3 separate regions of the Homo sapiens genome follow, and all the other regions are linked to region 3. Evidence: read pairs that join two places in POLR2A ChIA-PET (ENCODE). Cell type or tissue: PC-9. All regions are shown on one strand. Each heading gives the region's core, and the rest is flanking DNA. Links, peaks and the distances in the headings are about the cores only. Region 1 holds the start of MIR1301 (microRNA 1301). Region 2 overlaps DNMT3A (DNA methyltransferase 3 alpha). Region 3 overlaps DTNB (dystrobrevin beta).

What was found. ChIA-PET counts read pairs that join two places held together with the same protein. Peaks named below come from ENCODE experiments on the same cell type or tissue, not always from the same donor. Only the 100,000 strongest peaks of a DNase experiment are listed, where the experiment ranks them.
Region 1: POLR2A ChIA-PET joins it to region 3 with 7 read pairs; 7 of 35 experiments call an interaction of 5 or more read pairs at or near these places.
Region 2: POLR2A ChIA-PET joins it to region 3 with 5 read pairs; 5 of 35 experiments call an interaction of 5 or more read pairs at or near these places.

Annotation. Positions count from the first base shown.
Region 1 is chr2:25,326,299-25,332,492 of GRCh38, reverse strand. The region is part of intron 1 of DNMT3A (DNA methyltransferase 3 alpha); the gene reads left to right. It overlaps MIR1301 (microRNA 1301), which reads left to right and starts at 3,772; the gene lies at 3,772-3,853. RefSeq lists enhancers at 1,467-1,967, 1,968-2,468. In PC-9, for the core only: no CTCF peak of the experiment used is centred there; no DNase peak of the experiment used is centred there.
Region 2 is chr2:25,224,081-25,230,233 of GRCh38, reverse strand. It overlaps DNMT3A (DNA methyltransferase 3 alpha), which reads left to right. Exons shown (of 23, transcript NM_022552.5): 23 at 1-2,360. Among named protein-coding and RNA genes, the nearest start is that of LINC01381, 23 kb to the right of the region's middle. RefSeq lists enhancers at 1-731, 3,648-3,707, 3,718-3,797, 3,848-3,977. In PC-9, for the core only: CTCF peaks have their summits at 1,090 and 1,310; a DNase peak (open chromatin) is centred at 1,283.
Region 3 is chr2:25,509,515-25,515,708 of GRCh38, reverse strand. All of the region lies in intron 9 of DTNB (dystrobrevin beta), which reads left to right. Among named protein-coding and RNA genes, the nearest start is that of DTNB-AS1, 92 kb to the right of the region's middle. In PC-9, for the core only: no CTCF peak of the experiment used is centred there; DNase peaks (open chromatin) are centred at 1,828, 2,748 and 3,158; H3K27ac peaks cover 2,308 bases.

The sequences.
Region 1 (6,194 bases), core at 2,338-4,837, 180 kb after region 3:
GGGGGTCACACTCATCTCAATGACCCTGCAGCTTAGGTGGGGTCTGGCAGGGCGGAAGGACCCCTGGCACACCATGTCCAGGGATTACCAGGGCTCAGAGAAGGAAGTCGGATTCAGGGGGAGAGAAGATCTGGAAGGGCTTTCTAAAGGAGGTGACGCTTGAGCTGAGTCTCGAAGCGGAGGGAGCAGTTAGCTAGGTGGACGACGGCACTTTCTGGCCCCATGTGGCTGCAGTGTAGGGAACGATGGGATACGAAGCCAGGGGCCTGGGCCGGGGGACATGGAAGGCGGGATGTTATGAACGGACGTTGGGCTTGGGATTTATATTTGAGAAGGATCATTCTAGGGCATCGAGGACGAGAGCTCGGGCAATAGGGTTTAGGGGCAGGGAGCCCGGGTGGAAGGCTGGCACAGAAGTCCGGGGCAGCAATGTGGGCCTGGACAGGGTGTGCGTGGTGTGACATTTAGGAAGTGCAGTCAGTAGGAACAGGCGGGATAAAAGCAATGAGGGGAGTTGGGGTGGCTGTCTGGTTTCTAGCTCAGCCAACTGTGTGGGTGGGGATGCCCTTCATGGAGGGGGCATGGGTTGGGGGGAGTCGGAGAGAGCAGGAGGTGCCTCCCACATGGAGCTGGGTTGTAGCTGGGGCTTGAGGGCGGGTGGGATTTCCCCAGGGGGAGGCTGAGCCAGGCCAGGCTTGCAGAAGGAGGCTGGAGCCTGAGTCATAAGGCCTGGAGGCGGGGTGCCTTGTGCGATGGATGAGAAAGGCAGGTGCATTTCAGTCTGTAACTGGTACGACCCCTGCAGATGTTTGAAGGAAGATTTTGAGGAAGGTGCTCGCACCCTTGCATTGGGAATGCTGATGAGTTAGCGCCTCTACTTCACAGTGATTTCCCCAAAAGATGAGCTGCAAGGCCTAGACCCTGGCCCTCCACCCAGGACCTGCGGCGAGCATCATCACCGTCTGAGAATCTTTGGGTGGGCTGGAAGTTGATGTCAAGCTGTCCAGCCTTTCCGTCACTCTCCATTCAGAGGCAGGTCTGCGGAGAGAGATAGGAGGGACAAGCTGGGGACAGCATTTTTGGAAAGCAAACAGAAAAGAAGCAAAAACTGTTCCTCTAAAATAGAAAGGAGGCTTATGTGTGTTATGTGAAGGATAATGTGGAAGGCTATTTCCAAAGAATTTCTCAAAAAATGACGTGAGCCATGTCAGCATCATTGAATTTAGATAGAGGCCAGGAGCAGTGTGGCATCGTGCTGGGGCCACCAGGCTGGGGACTGGACAGATGATGGTTTCACCTCACCCCTGCCACCTCCTTGCTGCGTGTCATTGGAAGATCACTCAACCTTTCTTAGGCTCAGTTTTACCATCTGTAAAATGGACATAACTTCACAGGCTGGTGTTGTTTGTTTTGAGCATTGCTTCTTGGACTAAACCTGGATATTTTTTCCTTCCCTCCCTCGCTTCTGCACTTCCTCTGGTTCTTTGCCTCCCAAGAAGCCTGTTTCCTCCTGTTCCCTCCAAAACTCCAAGTTTTGAGTTCCCCCTTCCTGGGAAGGTCCATTCGTCATGTTCTATTGACTCTCTTGTTCCCAATTATTCCCTGCAAACCTGGTTCACCCAGTGTATTTGAAGAGCATCTACTGAGCTAAATGGGAGTTATTGGGGGTCAGTTCCTGTTTTCTTTTTAATAAGGGGAGGGAGGGTCTGTGCAGAGCTGTCCGGGAGAGCAGAGGGCATGGGGGACAGGGGGGATGTTGCAGGACCCAGTGGGACCACAGCTGGGACCTTGCCCTGTAGCTGGCTCAGTGTGCCAGGGGATAGGGGCACAGAGCCCTGGTGGGTCTGGGAGATGAGCTTGGGAAGGACTTGGCCTGGACATGGGCTAGGCTGCCCTGCTTTCCGAGCCAGACCTCAGGAGATGGCAGAGAGGGCCGCTTCCTCTGTGAGGGCCGTACATGATGGCCCTTGGGCTGTATGGTGGCCTTGTGACATGCAGCCACACCCCTGGGGAGACCTTTGAAGCATCTCTGCATTCTGGAGGATCTGCTGGGAAGATGGCTTCGCAGCGGGGCTCTTGTTGATGCTGCCAAGAAGGCCGGGTGGGAGTCGGGCTGTCTCTGGCTGGGGGTGGGGTGGGGGCTGCGGTCCATCCGAGTGTGGAAATCCACGTTTCTCTGGTTTGTGCAGACCTGTGCAAGCAGCCATGCTGCAGGACTGGCCCCCTGGAAGTGGGGCATACATGAACTCAGGGTGTGGCGTTGTAATCAAATGAAATGTACAGCATAATTAATCTGGCATACCCTTAATGATATGCATAATTGTGCTGCATGGTAATTAGGTGTAAATGGTAAGCAGTTCACATAAATGTTTTTGTAATTGGTATTAATTTTGCAGAGGCAAACCAAGTTTATGTGGTTTTTCTCTTCTTGCTCTGTTAGTTTTCTAGTACAGGCATTTCCAAGCTTTTGGAGGAATTCTATTGCAAATGTTTGTTTATAGGGCAATGTTTTGTGTTTTCTCTCAGAACAATGTTATGAATGGTTATGAGGTTCCCAAGCTGGTTTCCAAATGCCTCTTTGGCCCATACAGTAGGTGAAATGTGCAACGCGTGTGCCTGTGTCGGAAGGCCCGCCCAGCATCCTCTGGCTCCAGGTGCCCCAGCGTGTGCAGCATGAGGGGGGCTGTGTGCGTGTGTGAACCTGTGCGCCTGGGTCATCTCTGCATTTGTCTAGGTATATCTCTGTGTGTGCATCTATGTGTGTTTGTATCTGTGTGTCTGTGTGTGTGTGTGTGTGTGTGTGTGTGTGTGTGTGTGTGGGGTCTGCATGACTGTGAGAGACTCCTGAGGCCACAGTGGCAGGTAGACATTCTCTGGTAAATACATTCCCCATTCTAGTGGCACGGGGCCTGGGCTGGAGACTTAGGGGCATCAGCTGGGAGGGGGAGCCTGGCACAGCAGCCGTTCCTAGGAGTGAGCACAAGCCACTCTGAAGTGTGGTCTGAAGCCAGAGTCTAGGTTTCCTAAGAACATATGGCTTGCCTTTCTTTCTGATCAAGCACATAATAATTTTTAAATGATCATTTATTGAGTACCTGCCACGTGCCAGGCCCTATGTTAAACACTTGACTCAGATTCCCTCCTATCTTAAAATAGACTTATGAAATAGGGACTCTTTCTCACCCCGCTTTACAACTTGGGAAACTGAGGCCCGAATCTCTCAGTGACAGAGCCAGGGTTTGAGGCAGGGACTGCTGGAGGCAGGGCCCATGGTTCTGAGATGTGCTGCTCAGAACCCTGGGCTCTTCTCCCTCCCTCGGCCCCCTCCACAAATGGTTTGTTTTTGTTGGGACAGACGATGAGGAGAAAGGCGGCCCTGTGGGAAATCTGAGAGCAGCGAGCTCCCTTCCTGCTGAATTGGTTGGGGTGGTGGGGGACGAGCTCCAACAGCCGCTCCCAAGCCCTGAAGACCCTTTGGGGGACCTCCTGGTTTTGACCCAAGAGGGAGCTGGTTTAGGAAGTGGGGTTGGGGGACTGTGGCCATGGACGGTGTGGGGAGAGGGTGGTCACAGGCCAGACAAGGACTCAGCCCCCCTGATTCCTGTGGTTCACTGATAGCCTAGGCCCTCACCAACCCCTTCACCTTGGGGATCTGGGGCAGGTGAGCCTGCAGACCCACAGCAGGTGTATGTTCTGCCCTCGGAGCTCCTGCAAACAGCCTTTCCACTGACGCAGTGCCTTGGGGGCTCTGCCAAGCGACCCCTAGAATGGGGATTGTGGGGGGTCGCTCTAGGCACCGCAGCACTGTGCTGGGGATGTTGCAGCTGCCTGGGAGTGACTTCACACAGTCCTCTCTGCCTCCAGGGTCACCCGGAACGGGGTTGCGGGGGACAAGCTGTGGGCGGGGGGGACGGGCAGCAAGATACAACGCATGAACTCTGACCTCGTCTCTTTGAGAAATCAGACACATCTATATACGCATGGAACACTCAATGACCCCTGGGTGGGTGGTCGAGGAGAAGGGGACGGTGTTTTGGGGGAGGAGAGATGTTGGGTTGAAGGACTGGGAGAGAGGAGCTGAGTGGGCCCTGTGGGAGAGGGTGGGAGCCAGGGGTGTCATTCCGGGACAGCAGCCGGGCCTGGAATGATGCAGCTGGGAGAGGTGGGGGCACGGCCAGAGCAGTGGGCGGAGGCTGCGTTGTAGCCAGCCCTGGTGAGACCAGGCCAGAGCGTATATTTTACCACGTGTGCAAATCTTTGGCATCACCGGATTTTTAAAAATAATAGCTTTAAGATATAATTCACATTCCATACAGTTCACCCATATAAGTGTACAGTTCGATGGTTTTAGTACATTCACAATCAACTTTTTAAAATTGTCATGAGGTGTCATAGGTTTTCATAGAGGGAGCCATGTGTGGGCAATCCTTGCTGATAGGGTGGGGTGGGAGGTAGAGATGCCAGAGGCAGGTGGACCCGCTCCAGGGCATCTACCAGGTTATTGTGCCACAGACACAAGAGGTACAAAGGGCCTGGAGGGAATAGGGGGACGAGAGAAGCCCAAGGACCAGGTACCTGCTGGATGTGAGGACCCAGGGGAAAGGTGGGACCTGAGTTTTCTCCAGGGTTTGGGACTTAGGCAGCTGAAGGGAGGGGAATGTTACTTCCACATAGAGGGAAAAACCAGAAAATAGAGCCGGCTCTGAAAGAAGCATGTTCTGGAAGAGTAGGATTTTAGGGACTGCAAGTCATCCAGTTGGGATGAAAATAAATAGAGCTGGAGCCCCTGGCAGTAGGAGGCGTATGTTAACTTATGCCCAGGTGTCTTAGAGGAAGAGCATTTAGAGAGAAGCTGAAGGTAGAACATGACCTTTGAGGAGCACCCACCGTGCAGAAGTGGGATCAAGACTCCCGGACAGCCCCAGAGACAAAGCTGCAGAATCTGAGGCTGGAGACCCAGAAGCAAGGAGCCAGATGGAGTCATGGCTGGGAGAGAACACACAGAAGGCAGTTGCTGGTGAGCTCCAGAAGCAGGGGTCTCCTTTCACTCCAGGGCCCGGCTCCACAATGGCACTCAAGAAATGGCTGTTGAGTGAGTGCTTGAAGCAGGGAGTGATTAGCTGGCCAGGATGTTGAATTGAGCTCAAGGGCCATGAGGATGGAAAAAAGCCCTTTGGGGCCGCGGGTGACTGTATCAGTCAGGGTCCATTCAGAAGACAGAAACCACATGGTGATTGGAACAAGGAAAGTTTCACATAACGAATTATTAACTCTAATTGGATTGGAATAATGAGGAATTGGCTAGTAAGAAGTAAAAATAACTCCAAAGAATACAAAAATAATAGATATGAGAACAGCCCCTACCTCTAGGGTTGCCACAGAGTGCCCAAGGAAGAGGCCCCGCAGGGTTGAGATCCACACCTTGATGGAGAGGGTGTGGCGATGGCTCCCTGGATGGCAACGTCTCTGTAATGCCATGTTGGCAGAACTTGCTGGAAATCCACCCTCTGGAATTTACTGGAAATCCATCTTTTTGGGTCCCAAGGAAAGTTGTTTGTGGGAGGTATCTTGCTGGAAGCACACCGCTGCTACGTTTTCCCAGGGGAGTGCTGGGAGAAGCTCCTGGCTGTTGGGTACTCCTGACTGACGTGTTGCTGGAGCCAGGTGCTGGAGAAGCTGTCTGCATTGCAACAGCCTGGCACTCCTGCAGGAGCTGGGCACTGGAAAGCTGCATGCTGGAGAAGCTGCAGCAGCACAGGAGCTGGGTGCTGGGAAGCTTCATATCTGGCAAGACCCTGATGCTGGGAAGCGCCCATGCAGCAAGATCTGGCTGCTAGAGAAGTTGTATACAATGCAGGAACCCAACAAGAGCACACTGGGTCTAGAAAGGAAACCCACCTCCTCCTTCAATGCCTCTTCAGTGCCCTCCACAGTTGTGCCAGCTGACAAAGGAAAAGTAGTTAAAGGGCCCAGCTCCATCTTCACAGCACAGGCAATGATGGGCGAATAAACTGATAACTGGCACAGTTTACCCCTTTGGCTGCACAGCTTCCATTTGCACCTTTCTACAACATCTGAACTCCCATACAAAAACAAACAACTGGATGTCTACCTATCAAGATAGTTATCCTTCTTATGAAATTCTCACCCTTTTGCCCAGAGAGCCCCAACCATCATTCTACCAATCCCTGGCT
Region 2 (6,153 bases), core at 1-2,500, 280 kb after region 3:
GGCACTAGCAGGGGTCTGCAGTCCATAGATGATGACATGAATCTGTTGCTGTCCTTTTGTCTCTAGGCCCCAGAGACTTCTTGCTATTGAACATCCTATTGGAAAGCAAACTTTCCAAGAGAGCACCCGGGACCTGTTAGCTTTTGAAACAGGCCTGGGTGTGATTGACTGGTAGAGATGCCTGTGTGATTTTTGGCGCATTGCAGGAGTGTGGATTGGGACAGGCACCCCAGCAGGAAGGAAGGCTGACACCAAAGGGGTCTCACAGGGCCCAGCTCCCCTTGCTTCCCGATAATTGGCCACCAGGCCATGGCGACTCTGGGGAAGCCTAGATGGGAACACCCACCTTCTCCAGCAGTAGAAGGAATATTTCAGCAGAGCCATCTGGGAGATGTTCTTATAGGAAAACTGCAGTCATTCATTTCATAGTTTTGCTTATATAAATAGAGTACATTTGGGAGGCAGTTTTGAATTCCTGTTGCTACTCTGCTTGGTGCGGAGTTGCAGTGGCCCCAAGTGTCTTTCAGAGCTGTTGCTTTTAGGATCCCCCTCAAGCTGTGGGTTAGGGCCAGGGCAGGGAGGGGGTGCTGCCTGGCACTGTGCCCTGAAGAGGGCTGCTTGCTTCCTTTGGTCGGGAGCACGGCAGAGCCAACATTCTGGTGGGAACCGAGTTTCTAGCCAGGCCCCTGTTTTGGTCCCGGGAGGTGAGTAATCTGAGTTTGTCATTGCGTATTCTCCACGCTGCCTGCTCTCAGTGCTGGAGACTAGAGAGCGACCCTGGAGTTGTCCTCTGGGAGTCCTGCCTGTTTGCCAGGGAGCAGCTGAAACCTCCCCGCTCCCAATCCCGGGGGTGGAAAAGGTGTAGTGGAGGAATGGTCTGGAGCTGGGATGGCCCTTCTGGCCATGCCCTGCTGAGCCAGGATTAAGGAAAGTGTCAGCCGCCTCCTTACCAGGCCCTGTGCTGGGGTCAGGAGGACCGGGAGGAGAGGGAAGGGGTGAGAGGATGGACTCTGCTGTTGTAGTGTGAGCTCTGGAATCTTTACGTTTTGGTAAAGGCAGGCCAGGGTCTTTGAGGATCGAGTTGGGGAACCTTGCCTCTGTGTTTCCGAGACCCAGCTAAGGTGGGCCTTTGGTGGGTGACCTGTCTCTGACCCGAGGCAGCAGAGTTTTGGGGGAGGGAGAAACAAGCAAGGAGCAGGGAGGACAAGGACACAAGATCCCTTTGCTGGTGGTGACTTACTCACTTCCCCCACCAGAGGGCCTGGGACTCCCGAAACTCCCGTAACTGGAAAGCTCCCTGGCTCAGCTCCACTGGGGGGTGAGGAGGGCGGCTCCCTCAGCCCCAGCCTAGCGGCCTCCAACCCTGTGCCTGAGAACATGAGCAGCGGTCTAAAGCATCCCCTAGTCCCATTTCACTTCACAGACCGATTTGGTTGCACAGCCCTAGAATTCAACAGACAACAAAAATGCTGAAATTCCTTAGAATACGCAGAGGGAGGAGGTGACTCACCAAGGTGCTAAAACATTTTATTAAAAATATATATTGTTAAATTAAGTCTGCTGTCTGGACAATGACTGTTTGTTTTGTTTTCTTGTAGTGGAGTTTAAAAGAGACTATTATTTTACTCTGATATATTATTATTAAAAAGGCATTTTAACTTTGTACTTGAAAACTAAATGAGCGATTTCATGTGTTTTAGCTGAGGCATTGAAGTAGCGGGTGCTTACTTATTTGTGGGAAATCATGTATTCATACTGAAGAATAAACTCCGTAGCTGATTTGGTAATAACTTTTACTGTTACAGACGATTTCGCTTTGACCCCGGTGGCAGAGCACTTTTACTCCACATTCCACGCAGCTAAATGCAGGACTTCCCAGACTCTTCCCTCCCCAGCCCTCTTTCCTTTCTCTTAAGTTCCTCTTTTCTCCTTTATTATTATTATTTTTTTTTCCTGGTTCCAGCATCCTTTCACCACTGTATTTTTTTTTTTTTTTTTTTTTTTTTTTTTTTTTTTTTTTTTTTTTTTTTTTTAGGGTTGCTTCTCTATTTATTGACAATAATAATGTACATTTCACAGTCTGGTTCTAGGACATTCAGGGAAGGGCGAGTGGGGGCCCGAGGGGTCCCTGCCCCACCCGCCTGGTGTCCTGTTGTATCTCTGTGTAAGTGATGCTCGTGACATAGCTGTTTATGAAATAATTAAAGAGGTCAATGCGTACAACAGATGTAGAAAGTCTGTCAGTTCCGCCTTCATCACATTTTTTTTTGTGCCCAGAAGAATATAATAAAGCTCCTTTCTAATGTACTTGTGCTGGAGAACACTTGAATAAATGGACTGTTTTTGTGCAAAAAGAAAAATGGAAAAGCACCGTAATAATGTCGTTTTGTCTTGCGTCTCCTTTCCCTGCCATGACTGTTCACAGCCTCCTCCAGGGGGCTCAAGTACCTAAGCGGGGAGGTGCTAGCGTCGGGCCCAGATGATGTAGGGCCTCCCTAAAAAACGTCACCTGTGTGAGCATCAAATTAGTAAATGGGAGCTGTCCCCTGGGTGCAGGAAAGAGTTTGGTTGACTGGAAGCTGAAAAATAAGTTATGGTGAGACAGGGTTGCTGGGAAAGCAAATTCAGCTCTGGGCTGAGCAACAGAAGTTTTCATACCAGAGCAGGGAGAAGAGCGCGCCTTATGCCAATGCCTTGGTCAGACACGGCGCGAGGAGGATTTTTGAACCTAGGTACTCAAACTCTAAACAGGGTTTTGGCAACAAGCGAGCATCCAGAGTGGTAGATGGTCGGGAATGTCAAGGGGCCCCAGAACAAATCGGGGCATTTGTCCTAGAAAAAGCAGGAATTGGTAGGCCAATGTTTGTAAACACGGACAGGGCGAGCCCAAAGGGCCGGGGTCTTTCCAGGTGTTCCACAGGCAGGTGGAATGGTGTGGGGGAAGCCAGTGTCAGCTCAGCATAAGGGGAGGGAGGTCCCTTTCCCTGCTCCAGCCAACAATGCAAGGGCCACCTTGAGTGCAGTGACAGCCACTCAGGGATACCCCCAGTTTTCCCTTCAGACCCCAAGTCTGAGTTCCTCTCACTGTATGGCCCTCCCCAGAGCTGTCTTGCAAGTGGACAGTGCCTCATGGTCTGCAGAGCCCTTCACCCAGTGTTCCCTTTGTCTGCATGACTCAATAATCACTAGTTCTCTGTCCCCACCTATCTAAAGTGACCATCTGGCTGGGCGCAGTGGCTCATGCCTGTATTCCCAGCACTTTGGGAGGCTGAGGTGGATGGATCACCTGAGGTTGGGGGTTCAAGATCAGCCTGGCCAACATGCTGAAACCGCATCTCTACTAAAAATACAAAGATTAGCCGGGTGTGGTGGTGCACGCTTGTAATCCCAGCTACTTGGGAAGTTGAGGTAGGAGAATTGCTTGAACCTGGGAGGTGGAGGTTGCAGCGAGCTCTCATTGCGCCACTGCACTCCAGTGTGGGCTGGATACAGAGCGAGACTGTATCAAATAAATAAATAAATAAATGTGACCATCTGAATAAATGCAAGAACTGGGATGATTCATACCACATCTCAACTCTAAGACCTCAAGCATCTGTGTTTCAGTTTCATCTTCTAAGTGCCTAGCAGGTCTAGCCAGTGCTTGCTTCTCTTAAAGAAGGGTTACTTGGCTGGGCATGGTGGCTCACGCCTGTAATGCCAGCACACTGGGAGGCCGAGGGAGGTGGATCACTTGAGGTCAGGAGTTCGAGACCAGCCTGGCCAACATGGTGAAACCCTCTCTCTACTAAAAATACAAAAATTGTCCAGGCATGGTGGTGGGCACCTGTAATCCCAGCTACTCTGGAGGCTGAGGCAGGAGAATTGCTTGAAACCGGGAGGTGGAGATTGCAGTGAGCTAAGATTGTGCCACTGCACTGCAGCCTGGGTGACAGAGTGAGACTCTGTCTCAAAATAAAAAATAAAAAAAAGAGGAAGGGTTACTCAAGGTTTCTCTCTTACATTAGGTTTCAGGGAGGTTTAGGACTGTACCACTTCACTGGAAGTATTGAAAGAAATTATAAGGGGAACGTTTGAGGAAAAGGGGACAACCCTACTAAACTAACAGGTTTTTTCCTCATGGGCACGTCTTTCTTTTTTCACAAAGTTGTAACTATACATTTAACTTGTACTTTTTCTTAGTATTTTTCAGTGTTGATGTAGAATTATTTTTATTTCAATAGTTTTTGGGGTACAGGTGGTTTGGTTACATGGATGAGTTCTTTAGTAGTGGAATTTTTTTTTTTTTTTCCGTGAGACAGAGTCTCGCTCTGTCGCCCAGGCTGGAGTGCAGTGGCACAATCTCAGCTCACTGCAAGCTCCACCTCCTGGGTTTACGCCATTCTGCCTCAGCCTCCCGAGTAGCTGGGACTACAGGCGCCCGCCACCATGCCCGGCTAATTTTTTTTTGTATTTTTAGTAGAGACGGGGTTTCACCGTGTTAGCCAGGATGGTCTCGATCTCCTGACCTCATGATCCACCTGCCTCGGCCTCCCAAAGTGCTAGGATTACAGGCGTGAGCCACTGTGCCTGGCTGGAATTTTTTTTTTAAATGGCTTCGTGGCACTTTCTTGTTGGATATTTGTTTCTATTTTTTTATTTTAGCTACAAATAGAGCTTCTGTAAACATCTTTATGTTTTGGCTTTTTTCTGTCCATATTTTGTATTTTTTCCTTAAAATGGATTCCCAGAAATAAAACTTATTGGAGCAAAGTAGCTGCACATTTTGGTTGGCTCCTCACACATTTGCCTGGTTCTTCAGCTCTCAGGCTGTCAGTTCAGAAAGAAGCAAACCTGGTTCTTAGTTGGACCAATTCAGAAATGTGTTCATCTCAGTGGGGAAGTCAAGACCCAAGATTTTTTTTTCTTTTTGAGAGTCTAGAAATTAGCAAGAAGCAAGAGGTATAAGCAATTTCATCTGGCCACTGAATTTTGAAAATTAGCTTATCTGGAGGAATCCTGGTAGGAGATGGAACTCGGACTGAATCTTCAAGACTTAGCTCCAAAGAGAGATGGGAGGGCTGGGAGAGGTGGGCATTGGTGCCCTTTAGCTCTGGAAGCCATGCCTGATTGTCCCAGTGTCATCAGAGCTGGGAGTGGGAGGTCTGGCAAGAACTTACGGGACAGAGGGAGCTACTGGAGCCATTTGGTTAATAAATACCATTCTGTGACAGGCCGAGTGCAGTGGCTCACACCTGTAATGCCAGCACTTTGGGAGGCCGAGGCAAGCAGATTGCCTGAGCTCAGGAGTTTGAGACCAGCCTGGGCAACATGGCAAAACCCCGTCTCTACTAAAATTACAAAAAATTAGCTGGGCGTGGTGGTGTGTGCCTGTAATCCCAGCTATTTGGGAGGCTCAGGCAGAGAATCACTTGAACCTGGGAGGGGGAGTTTGCAGTGAACCAAGATGGCGCCACTGCACTCCAGCCTGGACCACAGAGAAAAACTCTGTCTCAAAAAAAAAAATAATAATAATAATAATAATAATAATAATAATAATAATAATAATAATGATCCTGTGACAGTCCTGAGTTTAAGCAAGGCGTCATTTGGTGGCAGAGGGGTAAGGAGAGACAGGAGAAGGGTCAGGGCTGGGCTGAGTCAAGGTAGTTGTGAAGTGACAGGTCCGCAGTCCCTGAGACCGCCTCAGTGGGCAGCTCCAGCCCTGTGTCTGCCTGGGTGTGGTGGAGATGCTGCGCACCGGGCCCAGGCTTGCCGGGTCAGCACAGTGGGTCTCGAGTGGAATGGAGGAGAGAGGGAGACAAGAGGCTGCCTGGGAGCTGGCTGGTGAAGAGGCCAAGTGTGCATATAGTAGTGTGCATATAGTAGGGTCAGCTGCCAGCATGGGGAGTGGATGTAATTCCGAGGGGTGTGGGTGTGGGCACATGGCTGCTATGAGGCCAACAACAAGTTTAGTTGCAGGTGGGGGCACAAAGTCACATCCAAGGGGGACGGGACCCCTGGGACTGTCTTCTAGAGTTACTTCCAAAGCTCCCTTTCTCCTTGGCTCTAATAAACATTTTTTTTTTTTTTGAGACAGAGTTTTGCTCTTGTTGTCCAAGCTGGAGTGCAACAGTGCGATCTCAGCTCACCACAACCTCCACCTCCCAGGTT
Region 3 (6,194 bases), core at 1,709-4,208:
AGCTACTCAGGAGGCTTAGGCAGGAGAATTGCTCGGGAGGTTGTAGTGAGCCGAGATTGCGCCATTGCACTCTAGCCTGAGCAAGAAGAACAAGACTCAGTCTTAAATAAATAAATAAATAAATAAATAAATAAATGCATGGATATCCACTTGTCTAAGCACCAGTTGTTGAAAAGACCATTCCTTGCACCATTGAGTTGTCTTGCCATCTTTGTCAAAATCAACCGACTATAAATATGAGTTTATTTCTCAATTCTGTCCCATTGACCTATGTGTGTATCTGTCCTTATAGCTGTACCATATGATCTTGGTTACTATAACTTAACAGTAAGTTTTGAAATTGGGTAGTGTAAGTTCTCTTCTTTTTCAAAATTGTTTTGGGTATTTTAATCCTTTGCATTTCCACACACATTTTAGTCTATACCTGTCAATTTTAACAAAAGATTTTGATAGGGATTCTATTAAATCTGTTGAGCAATTCTCCTCTTCTTCCTTCTCATACTCTACCTTTCTTCTCCCTTGTTTTTTTTCGGTGTGTTTGTTCTGCTTTTTGTTTTTCTTGCCTTCTGTGTTTGCATTGAGTCCTGTATAGGGCACAGTCATCTTCTATGTATAACAAATCCTTAGCAGTAGCCACAACTGTGGATATATTCCCTTTGATTCAACCCACTTTTATATCCTGCTTAATGATAATAATGTCAATGAAAAATCCTTTTAAGATTTTTCAGCTGGGCGCGGTGACTCACGCCTGTAATCCCAGCACTTTGGGAGGCCAAGGCAGGCGGATCAGTTTAGGTCAGGAGTTGGAGACCAGCCTGGCCAACACGGTGAAACCTCATCTCTACTAAAAATACAAAAATTAGCCAGGCGTGGAGGTGGGGCCTGCAATCCCAGCTACTCAGGAGGCTGAGGCACAAGAATCGCTTGAATTCGGGAGGTGGAGGTTTCAGTAGCCGAGAGCCACTGCACTCCAGCGTGGGTGACAGAGCAAGACTCTGTCCCCACCAAAAAAAAAAAAAAAAAAAAAGATTTTTTTCAAAGATGTTTCTTTTTATGTGAACTTACAATACAAATCATCTGTTCCTAAAAGGGTGTTAGATGTATGCAAAGAAAATTCAGAGATGAAAATTCAGATCTAGTAAATTCGTTTAGCACTACAATATATTTGTCCTATGACATAACCCAGCACATGTCTTTTTTTGTTTTTGTGGGGGGTGGGGGGGCTTTTATCCCTTCAGTGACTTCCCCTTACACTTAAAAGCCGAAGTCTATACAATGGTCTACAAGGCCCCATAAAATCTGGTTCCTGGCAACCTCTCTAACTTTATTTCCTGCCACTTTCCCATTGCTCTATCCTCCTTTGTTATTCTGGTTTTGTTCCTTGCAAATACCAAGTGTGCGTCCACCTCAGGGCCTTTGCAACTACTGGTTCCTTTGCCTGATGTGCCCCTCATCCTCATACTCACATGGCTTATTTGTTTATGTTATTCAGATCTCTCCTTAAATGTTAGCTTCTCAGAGATACTTTCTGTAACTTTTTTATCTAAAATAGCACCATCAGTCACTCTGTTTCCTCTTACCTTGTTTCAGTTTCTGCATGACACTTGCCATTATATGACATTTTAAAAATTCATTTTTGTATTTGTTTATAATCTCTACCCTATTAGACTGTAAGTTCTTTGAAAGCAAGGCTTTTTTTTTTTTTTTCCCCACCAAACTCATTTTACTGCCAGAGACAAGGACTTTATTTTACTTCCTGCTCTATCTCCCTATCTGGCGTGGGTCTGGCAGATAGTAGATCTTAAATACTTACAGAATGCATAACTGCATGTGTATCTATATGTGTTCATGACTTACTAATAGTAGTGATATTCATGAGGCATTCAGGTTATTAAATGATATCAGTGTGTCAGAATGAGGCAGGCTTTATTTCTTGTGGGGTTTTTTTTTTTTTTTTGGTTGTTTTGTTTTGTTTTTTCTTTGAGATGGAGTTTTGCTCTGTCACCCAGGCTGGATGAAGTGCAGTGGTGTGATCTCGGGTTACTGCAACCTCCACCTCCTGGGTTCAAGCAGTTCTCCTGCCTCAGCCTTCCAAGTAGCTAGGACTACGGACACCCGCAGCCATGCCCAGCTAATTTTTTTGTATTTTTAGTAGAGACGGGGTTTCACCATGTTGGCCGGCTAGTTTCAAACTGCCGACCCCAAGTGATCGCCTGCCTCGGCCTCCCAAAGTGCTAGGATTACAGGCGTGAGCCACCAAGCCCGACCTATTTCCTGTGTTTTTACAGTGCTAGACCAATAATTCAAAAATTGAAGTTGAAAGCAATGGTTCTCTAGTTCATTATGATTGTTTTAAAAATCCTTAAAAAGTAATCATTCATAGTATTGGAGAAATTTGCTTCTCTTTGACATTTATTTCTTCCCTATCTAAACCTAAGTTATACCTGTAATATAATTTCATGCAGACATTGAGCCTCAGGATTGTATTTCATTTGAATGGAATTTCTTAATAGGATTTGTATACTGACTGCAATTTAGAATAATTTGAATATTTCTCCGCACCTTTGCAAGTCTTCACATTGCCCACTTTTGACTGGTGCCTGAGTTTAGAACCTGCTGTGTTAGCTCTCTTTCATTCTTCTCAAAACTCTGATCTGTCTACATATTTCTAACAAATTAATCTTCTTGAGTCACTGCCTTTGTCATATTACTTCCCTATTTAAAAATCTACAAAACCTCACTGCCTGTAGAATGAAGGAGGCACTCCTCGTGCTGGAATTCAAGGCCTGTGTAATCGGGACCCACCTTACTTTTGGAATCTTATCTTCTACTACTAATTTATGGAGGACAAAGCCTCTGCTCTGCCAGACCTGCTGCCTTCCTACCCTTTAAAACTTTATTGCCCTTTCCACCAAGCTAGCTCATGATGTCCCAGCCCGGCTACCTGCTTTCCTGAATGTCCTACTTGTCTCTTTCAGATTTACAGGTTTTCTATATCCTGGAGTCCAGTTTAAATCCTGGTATGTCCATGCAACCTTCCTTAAACCCTCCAAGTAGCTAACTCATATGGATCTCTTCTTTGCATTCCTAAATTCCTTGAGCTCTTATTGTTTTATCAGTCATTTGATCATCCAATAAAATGCTATCTCTTTCCTTAAGGATTTCTTGAGTATGTATTAAACCAGGACTTCTTGAAGATTGTAAGCACTTTCTTTGCACCTTCAACTTTTTAAGGGCTGGGATTGTACATCTTTAGTGCCTGGCAGATTCCATGTGTTTGTGGGACTGAACTTTATACTGATTTGTGTTTCTAGAGGATGGAGCACAATTGTAAATTCTAGTTGAATTAGGTTAAATTCAGCAACTTTCTTGTAGTCCCTCTGTTCAAGGTCACATTATAGGACCTTGCTTGTTGATTTGGTATGCTTTTGCTGGTCCTACTGACGCTTTGGAAGGCAACCAAAGAGTAGTTACTCAAACTGTAAAAATCTGTATTTTTTATGAGTTTTTGGAGAGAAGTTTGTCTTTTACTACCAGAAATAATCCTGGAAGTCAAGATAAGGTTGGAATAAGGCATCTCCTTTGGTGTAAAGTGGCCCTTTTCTTTTGTCTCGCTTTTTCCCCTTTGGATCATGTTAATGGAATAATCCTAAGGGTAAAACTGGAGACTTTGGCTCCAAGCATGAATTTAAAGAAATGTTCAGTTAAATTGTATTGAATAATCTACATCCTTGGTTTTTCACTTTTTTAAATAGAATTGTTTTGGAATTTAAGGGACTTCTTTTTTCCCTTTAGTTATTTCTTCTAAGCTGTGACCACCTCATGTTTAATTCTATATAAATCCAGCTGTTATTTTTCACTCATTTCCTGTGTCCAGTTTATCACAAGGAAAACATTCTTGTGAAGAGCTTCTCCATAGAGTTTATTGAGATGAATTTTTAAAGTCTTCATTTTGAGAAATTGATTAAACTGCTACTGATGTTATCTGAGTGAGCTCAGCCCTATTGAAAGCTTAAAATCTAAAACTGATACTGTATGAAGTATCAGTTCCATATGGAAGCATTAAAAAAGTAACCCGATTGGGCGCGGTGGCTCACGCCTCTAATCCCAGCACTTTGGGAGGCCGAGGCAGGTGGATCACCTGAGGTCAGGAGTTCGAGACCAGCCTGACCAATATGATGAAACCCCATCTCTACTAAAAATAGAAAAATTAGCTGGGCATGGTGGTAGGCGCCTGTAATCCCAGCTACTTGGGAGGCTGATATAGGAGTATCGTTTTAACCCAGGAGGTGGAGGTTGCAGTGAGTCAAGATCGCGCATTGCACTCCAGCCTGGCCAGCAAGAACGAAACTCCATCTCAAAAAAAAAGTAACCTTAAATTTGAACCAACGTGAATTTAGGGTATGAAACTGATTTATATTGACATAATCTATGCATTTCTCACATAAATGAAGTGAATAAATACAAATAAATGGTACGATGCTGAACAAAAGAATACCTTTTAAGAAAATCTTTTGTGTTTCCATATAGGTTTAGGACATTAATATGTATTGTTCATCTGGTTGTGTGGGCACTCTAATTTATAAGCTGATCACCTCAAATTCCCTCTCACATTTACCAAGTTGTCAGGTAGGAAACATAAACATTTTATTCCTGCCCCTTTGAGAAAATCAGCGTAGAAGCATGTTATAATTTATAATTACAAAGAACAAAGGCCTAAAAGAGAAATTCCTAACCACAGGCCCACTTTCACATGGGTTTGAAACCAGAATTTATACCATATTTTTAGCCCCCAAATCCCAACTCAGGAATTTAATTAAATTTAAAGCTTCTCTATTTGGGTGGTGCTCCCAGAAACCTGTCAGAAGCAAACATAAATTCTCTTTGTAGAAAGGCACTTAAGCTGGGCGTGGTGGCTCACGCCTGTAATCCCAGCACTTTGGGAGGCCAAGGCAGGCAGATCACTTGAGGTCAGGAGTTCGAGACCAGCCTGGCCAACATGGTGAAACCCTGTCTTTACTAAAAATACAAAAATTAGCTGGGTGTGGTGGCGGGTGCCTGTAATCCCAGCTACATGGGAGGCTGAGGCAGGAGAATTGCTTGAATCTGGGAGGTGGAGGTTGCAGTGAGCCGAGATCGCATCACTGTACTCCATTCTGGGCAATAGAGCGAGACTCCATCTCAAAAAAAAAAAAGAAGAAGAAAGGCACTTAAAAACCTCAGCCTTGAGTAATCTCCACAGATAAGTTCCAAGGAACTTGAACTCACGTAAGAAAAAAATAAGCTGGCCTGTGTAAGAATTAACAGGAACAATACATTAAAGTCCTACAAAGAGTGTGAACTATCAAATACAGCATATAAAGTAAATATTTTTTTAAAAAAGGAGTATGTTAAAAGTATAAAGTATGGAGAAACAAAAGAATATAAAAATTACCAGAAAATCTGAAAAGGAATCAAATAAAACTAGGAATTAAAAAAAAAATAGAAACCTCAATTAGATAAGGTAAATATCAGATTAGATTTAGAGATTATAAACCTACAGATAATTGGAATTCCAGAAGGACAAAATAAAAAAAATTCTTGGTAAGGCCAAAAGATAATGAATGGAAATTGTCCCAAGTTCATAGCAGTGGTCAACAAATCTTAATTAAGAATCTAGGCCGGGCATGGTGGCTCATGCCTGTAATCCCAGCACTTTGAGAGGTCAAGGTGGGCAGATCACTTGAGGTCAGGCGTTCGAGACCAGGCTGGCCAACATGGTGAAGCCCCATCTCTACTAAAAATACAAAAATTAGCCAGGTGTGGTGATGCGTGCCTGTAGTCCCAGCTACTTGGGAGACTGAAGCACAAGAATCACTTGAACCCAAGAGATGGAGGTTGCAATTGAGCTGAGATCGCACCACTGCACTCCAGCCTAGGCGACAGAGCAACACTCTGTCTCAAAAAAAAAAAAAAAAAAAAAGAATCTAAAAGAAAATTCATACCTACACACATCATAGTAAAGCTAGAGGACCCCAGAGACAAAGAAAAGATACTAAAAACAAATAGAAGATTATTTACAAAGAATTGACAATTTCACAGAGAGCTGACTTCTGAAGAGCAACATTAGAAACCAAAGGAGAGTGGAATACGATCTTCCAAGAACTGAGAGGAAAATAATAATCCTAAAATTGTATACCCAGTGAGAAAATACC